Linked DNA regions of Homo sapiens: region 2 is linked to region 1. A link is a loop called in an ENCODE intact Hi-C map of the cell type or tissue named here. Cell type or tissue: OCI-LY7. All regions are shown on one strand. Links, peaks and the distances in the headings refer to the core of each region. The heading gives the core; the rest is flanking DNA. Region 1 overlaps LOC105373909 (a long non-coding RNA gene). Region 2 overlaps CUL3 (cullin 3).

Region 1 (5,383 bases), core at 298-5,297:
TCAAAATGTTTATCTGAGATTTGCTTGCTAATCCATCCCCATCCTATAATTCCACCATGAAGCTCCCTGCAAAACAAGAACTATCATCTACTAAGCCCTTTCTTTGTACCAGGCACTGTGTTAGGCACTTGACCTGAATTATATCACTTAATCCTTACAATTCAAAGATGTGTTATTATCCACTTTACAAATGAGGAACCTGAGGCTCAGGGACATTAAGTGACTTGCTCAACATCACTCAGTTAGTAGATTTAACTAGAGATCAAGTCACTTCCATCTAACACAAAGTGAATCCATTTTCTTGTCCACTGCTATCTTGCCGCTCTGCAAAGACTGCCCCCAAAGCGTCTCCAAATCTGTAAACTTTTAAGTATAGTAAGTTCTTACTTAACCTCGTCAATAGATTCTTGGAAACTACAACTTTAAGCGAAATGATGAACTGCAGGTCTTCAAATAACATCATTTTGTTATAACATTAATGAGAACAAAATGGTTTTGTTATACCTCATTTTGCTTAAAGTTGCAGTTTTCAAGAACCTATTGACGACACCAAGTGCGGACTTTCTATAGTCCGTTCTCATCCACTACAGTCCTCCACTCTACCAACTGAGCTATCAAAGGCATCACTTGTACTCCTTCCTTCACTTGTACACCTTTCTTTCAAAGGCAGTGAGGATAATTCAAAGGAATCTCAGGAAAAACAAGAAATCAATTTTCTCAATTACTCCCCCCCTGACAATACTGACTCGTGGTTTAGAAAAATTCTAGATCCTGATTTCAGACTGCACAATACATCACAAATTCTAGGGCTAAATTGCCTAGCTTGAAGTTTGACTCCTCCCTTACTAGCTAAATTACTTTCAATTATTTACATCCTCTGGGCCTCAGTTTCCTCATTCGGAAATTGGTTAATAAAATACATTTCACAGATGAGGCTTAAATAGCTATCTGTAAAGTACTTACAACAACATCTGGTAAGTGCTCAGTAAATACCAACCCTTCCTATTTTTGTCTGAAACAAAAGAGAGAAAGAGGTTTAATAATGGGAACTATGAAAGAGGATCACCAACTTGGGAAAAAAAACGTAAGGATGTCTACTTCAATTAAGTGTAACAATTAAGACTTTTTAAAGACCCTGTGTAGGCCGGGTGTAGTGGTTCACACCTGTAATTCCAGCACTTTCGGAGGCCGAGGCGGGCAGATCACTTGAGGCCAGGAGTTCAAGACCAGCCTGGCCAACATGACGAAACCCCACCTCTACTAAAAAAAAGAAACAAACAAAACAGAAATTAGCAGGGTGTGGTGGTGCACACCTGTAATCCCAGTTACTGGGGAGGCTGAGGCATGAGAATTGTTTGAACCTGGGAGGTGGAGTTTGCAGTGAGCTGAAATCACGCCACTGCACTCCAGCCTGGGTGACAGAGCAAGATACTGTGTTAAAAAAAAAAAAGAAAAAAAAAAAGACTGGACGCGGTGGCTCACGCCTGTAATCCCAGCACTTTGGGAGGCCGAGGCGGATGGATCACGGGGTCAGGAGATCGAGACCATCCTGGCTAGCGTGGCGAAACCCTGTCTCTACTAAAAAAAAAATACAACAAAAATTAACTGGGCGTGGTGGCGAGTGCCAGTAGTCCCAGCTACTGGGAAGGCTGAGGCAGGAGAATGGCTTGAACCCAGGAGGCAGAGCTTGCAGTGAGCCAAGATTGCGCCACTACATTCCAGCTGGGCAACAGAGCAAGACTCCATCTCAAAAAAAAAAAAAAAAACCGTGTAAATATTTCAGTTTGGATTTGGTTTCTGTTGGGTTCTTTTGGGTAATATGACTTCCCTGGCTACATAATGAGACTTTATAGGAAAGCGGGAATACCTACCTTAATAGTTTGTGTACAGATTTCATTTAAAAGCCAGGCCCCACACTCCTGCCCCTTTTCAGTAAAATCGAAATGCCTGAGTGCGGTGACTCATTTCTGTAATCCCAGCACTTTGGGGGCTGAGGTGGGAAGATCATTTGAGCCCAGGGATTCGAGACCAGCCTGAGCAACACAGGGGAACCCCGTATCCACAAAAGAAAAAATATTTTAATTAGCTGGGGGTGGTGGCATGTGTCTGTGGTCCCAGCTACTTGGGAGGCTGAGGTGGGAGGATAGCTTGAGCCCAGGATGCGGAGGCTGCAGTGACAGCACCACTATAGCACCAATGTACTCCGGCCTGGGTGACAGAGCATGACAGTCTCAAAAAAAAAAAAATGCAAAACCTAAAACCCTCAATCTTGCTTCTTTTCTATTAGATGCTTCATGAAATTCAGCATTTTATCTCAATACGAAATTCAGCATTTTATCTCAATATCCCAAACTTTTCAGCTATTTTATGTTATCCTCTGTCCTTAACAGCTCAGACTATACTTCAGGGTAGAACTCCCCTTTAGGAAATAATGGCCCGCATCTTCAATTGAGAGGTATCTCAACTGAGTAAACATTGTACTTGACAGATAACTTAGCCACAGTACACTCTACTGCATGAAAGCCTCAGCTTCTGTTTACCTGTCTTTGAACTTGTTTTATATTTAAAGCATCTGTTAGTAAAGCAAGATGTCAAAGGAGATCAACTCTACCACACACTGGGAGCAATGAGTGGAGAAGACACAATTGGTGGGTCCACTTGGAAGGATCAAGGACCCTAGGTTTTGCTCTTCAAGTTTTTCCTCTTCGTATGATTTTTGCTCTGCATGTCATCAGCACATTCATCTTTTGGGGGCCTTCCACGTGCTTAAAGCTGCATGCGAAAATGATTTTCTTGTTATCGGAGGAGGTAGGTTGCTTCCTACATATATAATTGGTTTGATTAATTCAGCTAAGAGTTCATGAAGAGACAGCAATTTGCTGTAATCAGTCACACATATGCACACCTTTAACCTTTTAATTTACGTGCATATGCATGGCTGCCTTTAATTTACGCCCTAGTTTCATTTCTAAAGTTACATGCAGATGAATTTTTTTCTTTCAAACTATTGCATATTTCGAACTATTTTGACCTTGTCTCTGTTGATATGTTGGGGCTGATCATTGTTGGGGGTCTTCCTGTACATTGTAGGATATTCTGAAACATCCCCAGTCTCTACCACTAGATGCCAGTAGCAAACGCTACCCTCAGTTGTGACAACCAAAAATGTCTCCAAACATTGCGAATGTCCCCTGGTGGTGGTAAAATTGCCCCCGTTAAGAACCACTCATCAACTGCTATTGTCCTATAACTTTTAAATAACAAATGTTTGATTCTCATTTTGAATATTAGTAATACATATTTAGCCTTCATTTTCCCCCCTGATTTTGTACCTTGCTTGTCTCTGCCCATGGATAGAAGACCATTATATAAGTATAGTAAAGTCTTAATTTGAGATTGTTGAGTTATGAAAACGATAACCAAATAGCTGTGTGATAATGCAAGTCATTAAAAGTGAAACTGAGCTATTGCATTGTATGTGCACCTGTTCCATAGTTCACTTTAGTGTGCTGAATTATATTACCTGACTCTGCTAGAGTCTTTCCACTTACACTCCCTCCAGAATGCCTGCATCAGGTAAGGCCCATAGAAGCCTCAAGACAAAAGCAAGTCATTGCCTAATTATGGATGATGCCATCGTTATGCACAGCAGGTGCAATTCAGGTCCCGGGAAGCCATAGGAATTGAACAATACTGCCTCTGTGTAACCTGATTGCCAAGGAAGTAAAAACAACCTGTATTCAAAATACAGATATCTGTGGCATTGGGGCCAGCCCTAGATTAGCTTGTCAAGTATGCCCAGGTCACCTTCGGTCACGGGCTTCATCTTTTCAGCATCCTTCTTGCTCCCAAGTCCAGTCTTTCTCCTGCCCCAGAGCAGCTTCTGAGGATCCACCCACCTGAGCCTGTCACTCCAGTGGTTCCTGGTGCTCTAACCATTCTCCCATGTATATTGACCTTTCTGGATCCTATTTCTGGCTGGTCTCACAAACTAATCTGCAGTAGTCTAGATCAGCATTTCTAAACTGGTGGTCTGTGGGTCAAGGCCACTCCCCTGAAACATACATTTCTTTAGCCAACAAGGTGTTTCTAAACTCTTTGGTTAAACTGCTAACATTAATAAACCCAGAAATCTCATCTATTAATAAAAATTTCAGATTTCCAGCTTCTCTGAAAGAATCTGCAAGTGATACTGCTGGTATTGAAATAGTTGGCCATAGCCTATTTTAACAGATCTGATTCTGATTGTGGACCCTTCATCGCAGAGCTTGCACCCTCATTTATTTGTGTGACCTGTCTCGCCCCTGTAGCCATCTGAGTGTGTGATCCTCTCATTTAGATCCCAGAGATTAGATTTGTGTGATAATGTTGTAATTATTTCTGGAACACAAAATCAGCAAGGATAATGGAGGATGTAATAAAATTTAACACAATAACTTTTTTTTCTTTTAGACTGAATCTCACTCGCTCTGTCACCAGACTGGAGTGTAGTGGCGCGATCTTTGCTCACTGCAACCTCCGCGTCCCGGGTTCAAGTGATTATTGTGCCTCAGCCTCCCAAGTAGCTGGGACTACAGGCGTGCGCCACCACGCCCGGGTAATTTTTGTATTTTTAGTAGAGAAGGGGTTTCATCATGTTGGCCAGGATGGTCTCGAACTCCTGACCTTGTGATCTGCCTGCCTCCGCCTCCCAAGGTGCTGGGATTACAGCTGTGAGCCACCACGCCCAGCCCCACAATAACTAACTTTTTAATGCTGTTAAAGTACTTTTCATGGACGTAATTATTTAAATAATAGACATTCATCAAGGGCCTCTTTTATCAACAGCTTTTTTTTTTTTTTGAGATGGAGTCTCGCTCTGTCACCCAAGCTGGAGTGCAGTGGCGTGTACTTGGCTCACTGCAAACTCCACCTCCTGGGTTCACACCATTCTCCTGCCTCAGCCTCCCAAGTAGCTGGGACTACAGGCGCCTGCCACCAAGCCTGGCTAAATTTTTTTTTTTTTTTTTTTGGTATTGTTAGTAGAGATGGGGTTGCACCGTGTTAGCCGGGATTGTCTTGATCTCCTGACCTCATGATCTGCCCGCCTCAGCCTCCCAAAGTGCTGGGATTACAGGCGTAAGCCACTGCGCCCGGCCTCAACAGGTATTTTTTAAGTGCTATAATCAAATACCAGTCACAGTTTAAAGCATTTCCCATAAAATATTTCATCCAATTCTCACAGCAACCATAACAAGAAGGTACCATTATTATTCTCTTATTGGGAATAAGGAAACTGAGGCACAGAGAGGGTAAGAAACTTGTTCCCATGTCCCACCACCCAAAATTCCAGATGGAAAGGAATTGAAAGGCCTGACTCCACACTCGAAGCCAAGCTTACCTG
Region 2 (5,383 bases), core at 204-5,203, 160 kb after region 1:
TAGTGTATATAGAATGCCATGCCTATGGCTCCAAAGCCTTCTGGCTGCTGACACCTCAAATCTGGGGCATTGTGAGAAGGCACAAGAAATGTGTCTTTACTCAACACCACGTGTTTCTCTACAGTCTGTTGCTAATGTTTTATTAGCTAGCCTTTTTAAAGAAATCACCTCCACAAATTAGTGGAGATAGTTAAAAGTATTTAATTATAATAATTTAAAGGAAGGTGAACTTTTATTTTTGAATATTCTGTGTGAGTTCAGTAAGATGGTGTATTGTTTAATGCCACATGACGAATTTCAAAAGTTAGTGATTTAAAACAACCACTAACAATTTATTATCTCTCGTTTCTGTGGGTTAGGGATTGAGAAGATACTCAGTTGGGTAGTTCTGGCTTGGGGTTCATGAGGTTGCATTTAGATGTTGTCTGGGGTTCTGGTCATCTGACGGTTTGACTGAAGCTGGAGAATACACTTCCAGGGTGGTTCACATGGCTGGCAAATTTGTTCTGGATGTTGTTAAGTGGCCTTAGTTTCTCTGCACATGGGCCTTTTCATGTGGCTCTTTGTCCTCAAATCTTGGTGGCTGGTTTTCCCAAGAGCGAGCAATCCAGAAGACCCAGGCAGAACCTGCAGTGCCTTTTTGATCTTTCCCTGGAAGACATGTAGTGTCACTTCTCATTTTCTTGGTTGCCCAAGTCAGCCCTGATAGTGAGAGGACCACACAAGATTAACATATACCAGGGTTATTACGTGCTGTCATAGAAGCTGGCTACAACAGGTGGCATTAATTTGTAGTGTCATATTTAATCTGTAGTAGTCAGGCTGCTGCTGAGGTTTTTTCTTTTCATGTTTTTTGAATGACTAAAGGTAAGTTTATTGTGATTTAGAACAGCTAAAAATAGGAAATACATACAGTGGTAGTCTGTACCTTGGACTTTAGTAATTAGCAGTGGGTTTTTGAAAGAGGTATGGATAAGAACTATTAATACATATTTTTGTTAATGTTCTTTATTTTTTATAATTTTATGAGAATGAGTCTGAAATTTAAAAACTACAGACAATAGCACTATTAATGTCAGAATTTAAATAGAAAACTTAACAGTAGTATTTGATATTCATCAATAATTTATAGCAATCATTAGGGACATAACTTCACAATATAGAAAGGAAAATGAAAGTACAAGGGAAAGTAGACAACTCGAGAATCATGGAAATTCCTTACAAATTTATTGACTAACCTGAGTTGAAAAGGGGGATATAGGAAATTTGAATAACACAATTAGCAAGTTAAAATTGAAGGCTGTTTAGCGAACTTTGAACTCAGAAGGCAAAATAGACATACTGCTCTCAGGAAATATCTGAGGCTAGCATAATTTTTTTGCTAAAACTGAGCAAGGAAAATACAAAAGAGAAAGAAAGCTTAAGGTTATTCATCATTCTGCCTTGCTCCTTAGATTCTAATACACTGAAAGCATAAATCTCAATATTAGCAAGTCATATTCAGTAGTGTATTGAAAGAATAATGCACTGTGTTCAAAAAGGATTTATCCCTACAATACAAAGAAAGGTCAGCATAGGAAAACTTTTTGAAAAGATCGTTATTAAGATATTGTAATAATTGTAAAAACAAGCAGTTGCCTAATTGCCAGGCACCATTTTAAGGAGAAAACCATTTGATCTCTATAGATGAACAAAAAGTATTTGATAAAAGCCAGTCCTCATTCCTTATAAAAGTGGGGGACTCATCGCCACCTTAGAATGGATTGCCCTTAATGCCATAAGGTTGTATCTGATGACAAACTAAATCATTGTAGTAGTTAGTAGGAAAATACTAGACACCTTTCTATTAGACTGAGGAACAAGATGAAGTTGCCTATCTTTACTACTACTATTATGCCTTGCTCTGCAGGTCCTAATATACTAAGAAGAAGAAAGGAATGAAATTCATAAGTATCAGGAAGAAATTGAAAAAATTATCAAAATCTGTAGATAATATGATTGTCAATTTGGCAATACATGATAATCAGTGAGAAAACATTTCTTTAGAAGAGTTTTGTTGGAAAGAAAATACCTTTTCAGTAAACCAGCATTAATCAGTAAATGACATGAAGAAAAGGATGTTTTATTAAGAATCATAGCCTTCCCAGGAATCATCTTAACAAGAACTGTGTAGACAGGGTACTTATACCAAGAAGACAGTAAAAGCTAAAGAATATGAAAGGGTAAATGTACCCAAATGGGAGAATTACAAGTTATAAGTGTGCTGTTTTTAAAAGTCACCTATAAATTCAAGGAAATCTGAAATGAAATGTCCAAAATATATATATTTTTAAATAAAACTCGACAAGCTGATTCCATAATTCATCTGGACCAGAAAATGCACAAGATTAGGCAAAACTACTTTTGAAAAGGGATGGGTCTTAGGTAGGAAAGCTCAGTGAAAGGGGAAGGAATTTGTCCTAATAACAAAACATACCATATCACGTTTTTTTAATTTATAATTTTTATGGGTACATAGTACATGTATATATTTATGGGATACGTGAGATATCTTGATACAAGCATATAGTGTGTAATAATCACATCAGGGTAAATGGGGTATCCATCTTAGCATTATTTGTGTTATGAAAATTCCGGTTGTATTCTCTGTTATTAAAAAGTATACAAGTTAACATTATTTAAAATGCATAGACAGACAGCTCATTTGAACAAAAGGGAGTCCAGAAGCAAACTAATATATTTGTAGGTGTCTGGGATGTGATAAATGTCTTTTTTTTTTTTTTCTTTAAAGCTCTGGGATGTATGTGCAGAACGTGTAAGTTTGTTACATAGGTATACTTGTGCCATGGTGGTCTGCTGCACCCATCACCCTGTAGGGTCCAGCCCCACAGGGTCGGTTGTTTTTCTCCCCTTGTGCGGAGACGAGAGATTGTAGAAATAAAGACACAAGACAAAGAGATAAAAGACAGCTGGGCCCGGGGGACCACTACCACCAAGACGCGGAAACCGGTAGGGCCCCGAATGCCTGGCTGCGCTGTTATTGGATACAAGGCAAAAGGGGCAGGGTAAGGAGTGTGAGTCATCTCCAATGATTGATAAGGTCACGTGAGTCACCTGTCCACCAGCCAGGGGGCCCTTCCCTGTTTGGCAGCCGAGGCAGAGAGAGAGGGGGTTAGAGAGAGAGGACAGCTTATGCCGTTATTTCTGCATATCAGAGACTTTTAGTACTTTCACTAATTTTGCTACTGCTATCTAAAAGGCAGAGCCAGGTGTACAGGATGGAACATGAAAGCGGACTAGGAGCGTGACCACTGAAGCACAGCATCACATGGCATGAGATGGTATCTCATTGTGGTTTTGATTTGCATTTCCGTAATGACCAGGGATGATGAGCTTTTATTCATGTTTGTTAGCAACACAAATGTCTTCTTTTGAGAAGTGTCTGTTCATATCCTTTGTCCACTTTTTGATGGGGTTCTTTTTTTCTTGTAAATTTGCTTAAGTTCCTTGTAGATTCTGGATATTAGACCTTTGTCAGATGGATAGATCGCAAAAATTTTTTCACATTCTGTAGGTTGCCTGTTCACTCTGATGATAGTTTCCTTGCTGTGCAGAAGCTCGTTAGTTTAATTAGATCCCATTTGTCAATTCTGGCTTTTGTTGCAGTTGCTTTTGGTGTTTTAGTCATGAAGTCTTTGCCCATGCCTATGTCCTGAATGGTATTGCCTACGTTTTCTTCTAGGGTTTTTATGGTTTTGGGTCTTATGAGTAGTTTTTTCTCTTTCTGTGAAGAAAGTCAATGGTAGCTTGATGGGAATAGCATTGAATCTGTAAATTACTTTGGGCAGTATGGCCATTTTCACAATATTGATTCTTCCTATCCATGAGCATAGAATATTTTTCCATTTGTTTGGTTTGTAGTTCTCCTTGAAGAGATCCTTCACGTCCTTTTTAAGTTGTATTCCTAGGTATTTTATTCTCTTTGTAGTAATTGTGAACGGGAGTTCACTCGTGATTTGGCTGTTTGTCTATTATTGGTGTATAGGAATGCTTGTGATTTCTGCACATTGATTTTGTGTCCTGAGACTTTGCTCAAGTTGCTTATCAGCTTAAAGAGTTTTTGGGCTGAGACGATGGGGTTTTCCAAATACACAATTATGTAATCTGCAAACAGAGACAATTTGACTTCCTCTCTTCCTGTTTGAATACTTTATTTCTTTCTGTTGCCTGATTGCCCTGGCCAGAACTTGCAATCCTATGTTGAATAGCAGTGGTGAGAGAGGGCATCCTTGTCTTGTGCCAGTTTTCAAAGGGAATGCTTCCAGCTTTTGTTCATTCAGTATGATATTGGCTATGGGTTTGTCATAGATAGCTCTTATTATTTTGAGATATGTTCAATACCTAGTTTATTCAGTGTTCTTAGCAGCAAGGGGTGTTGAATTTTACCAAAGGTCTTTTCTGCATCTATTGAGATAATCATGTGGTTTTTTCATTGGTTTTGTTTATGTGGTGGATTACGTTTATTGATTTGCATATGTTGAACCAGCCTTGCATCCCAGGGATGAAGCCAACTTGATTATGGTGGATAAGCTTTTTGATGTGCTGCTGGATTCGGTTTGCCAGTATTTTATTGAGAATTTTCACATCGATGTTCCTCAGGGATACTGGCCTGAAATTTTCTTTTTTTGTTGTGTCTCTGCCAGGTTTTGGTATCAGGATGATGCTGGCCTCATAAAATGAGTTAAGGTGAAGTCCCTCTTTTTATATTGTTTGGAATAGTTTCAGAAGGAATGGTACCAGCTCCTCTTTGTACTTCTGGTAGAATTCGACTGTGAATCCGTCTGATCCTGGGCTTTTTTGGGTTGGTAGGCTATTACTGCCTCAGTTTCAGAACTTGTTATTGGTCCATTCAGGGATTCAACTTCTTCCTGGCTTAGTCTTGGGAGGGTGTATGTGTCCAGGAATTTATGCATTTCTTCCAGATTTTCTAGTTTATTTGCATAAAAGTGTTTATAGTATTCCCTGATGGTAGTTTGTATTTCTGTGGGATCGGTGGTGATATCCACTTTATCGTTTTTTATTGTGTCTATTTGATTCTTCTCTCTCCTTTATTAGTCTGGTTAGCAGTCTTATCTATTTTTTAATCTTTTCAAAAAACCAGTTCCTGGATTCATTGATTTTTTTTTTTGAAGAGTTTTCTGTTTCTCTTATCTCCTTCAGTTCTGTTTTCTCTTATCTCCTTCAGTTCTGATGTTAGTTATTTGTCTTCTGCTAGCTTTTGAATTTGTTTGCTCTTGCTTGTCTAGTTCTTTTAATTGTGATGTTAGGGTGTCAATTTTAGATCTTTCCTGCTTTCTCCTGTGGGCAATTAGTGCTATAAATT

The links. Hi-C counts contacts between places; a loop is a spot of excess contacts. Peaks named below come from ENCODE experiments on the same cell type or tissue, not always from the same donor. Only the 100,000 strongest peaks of a DNase experiment are listed, where the experiment ranks them.
Region 2: it touches region 1 in a loop (2.4-fold over the local background); 7 of 110 quality-filtered maps call a loop at or near these places.

Annotation. Positions count from the first base shown.
Region 1 is chr2:224,644,201-224,649,583 of GRCh38, reverse strand. The region is part of intron 2 of LOC105373909 (a long non-coding RNA gene); the gene reads right to left. Among named protein-coding and RNA genes, the nearest start is that of CUL3, 62 kb to the right of the region's middle. In OCI-LY7, for the core only: CTCF peaks have their summits at 2,907 and 3,126 (motif pointing right); a DNase peak (open chromatin) is centred at 3,153; H3K27ac peaks cover 1,200 bases.
Region 2 is chr2:224,488,111-224,493,493 of GRCh38, reverse strand. All of the region lies in intron 13 of CUL3 (cullin 3), which reads left to right. Among named protein-coding and RNA genes, the nearest start is that of FAM124B, 89 kb to the right of the region's middle. In OCI-LY7, for the core only: no CTCF peak of the experiment used is centred there; DNase peaks (open chromatin) are centred at 743, 3,113 and 3,353; H3K4me3 peaks cover 4,232 bases; H3K27ac peaks cover 4,467 bases.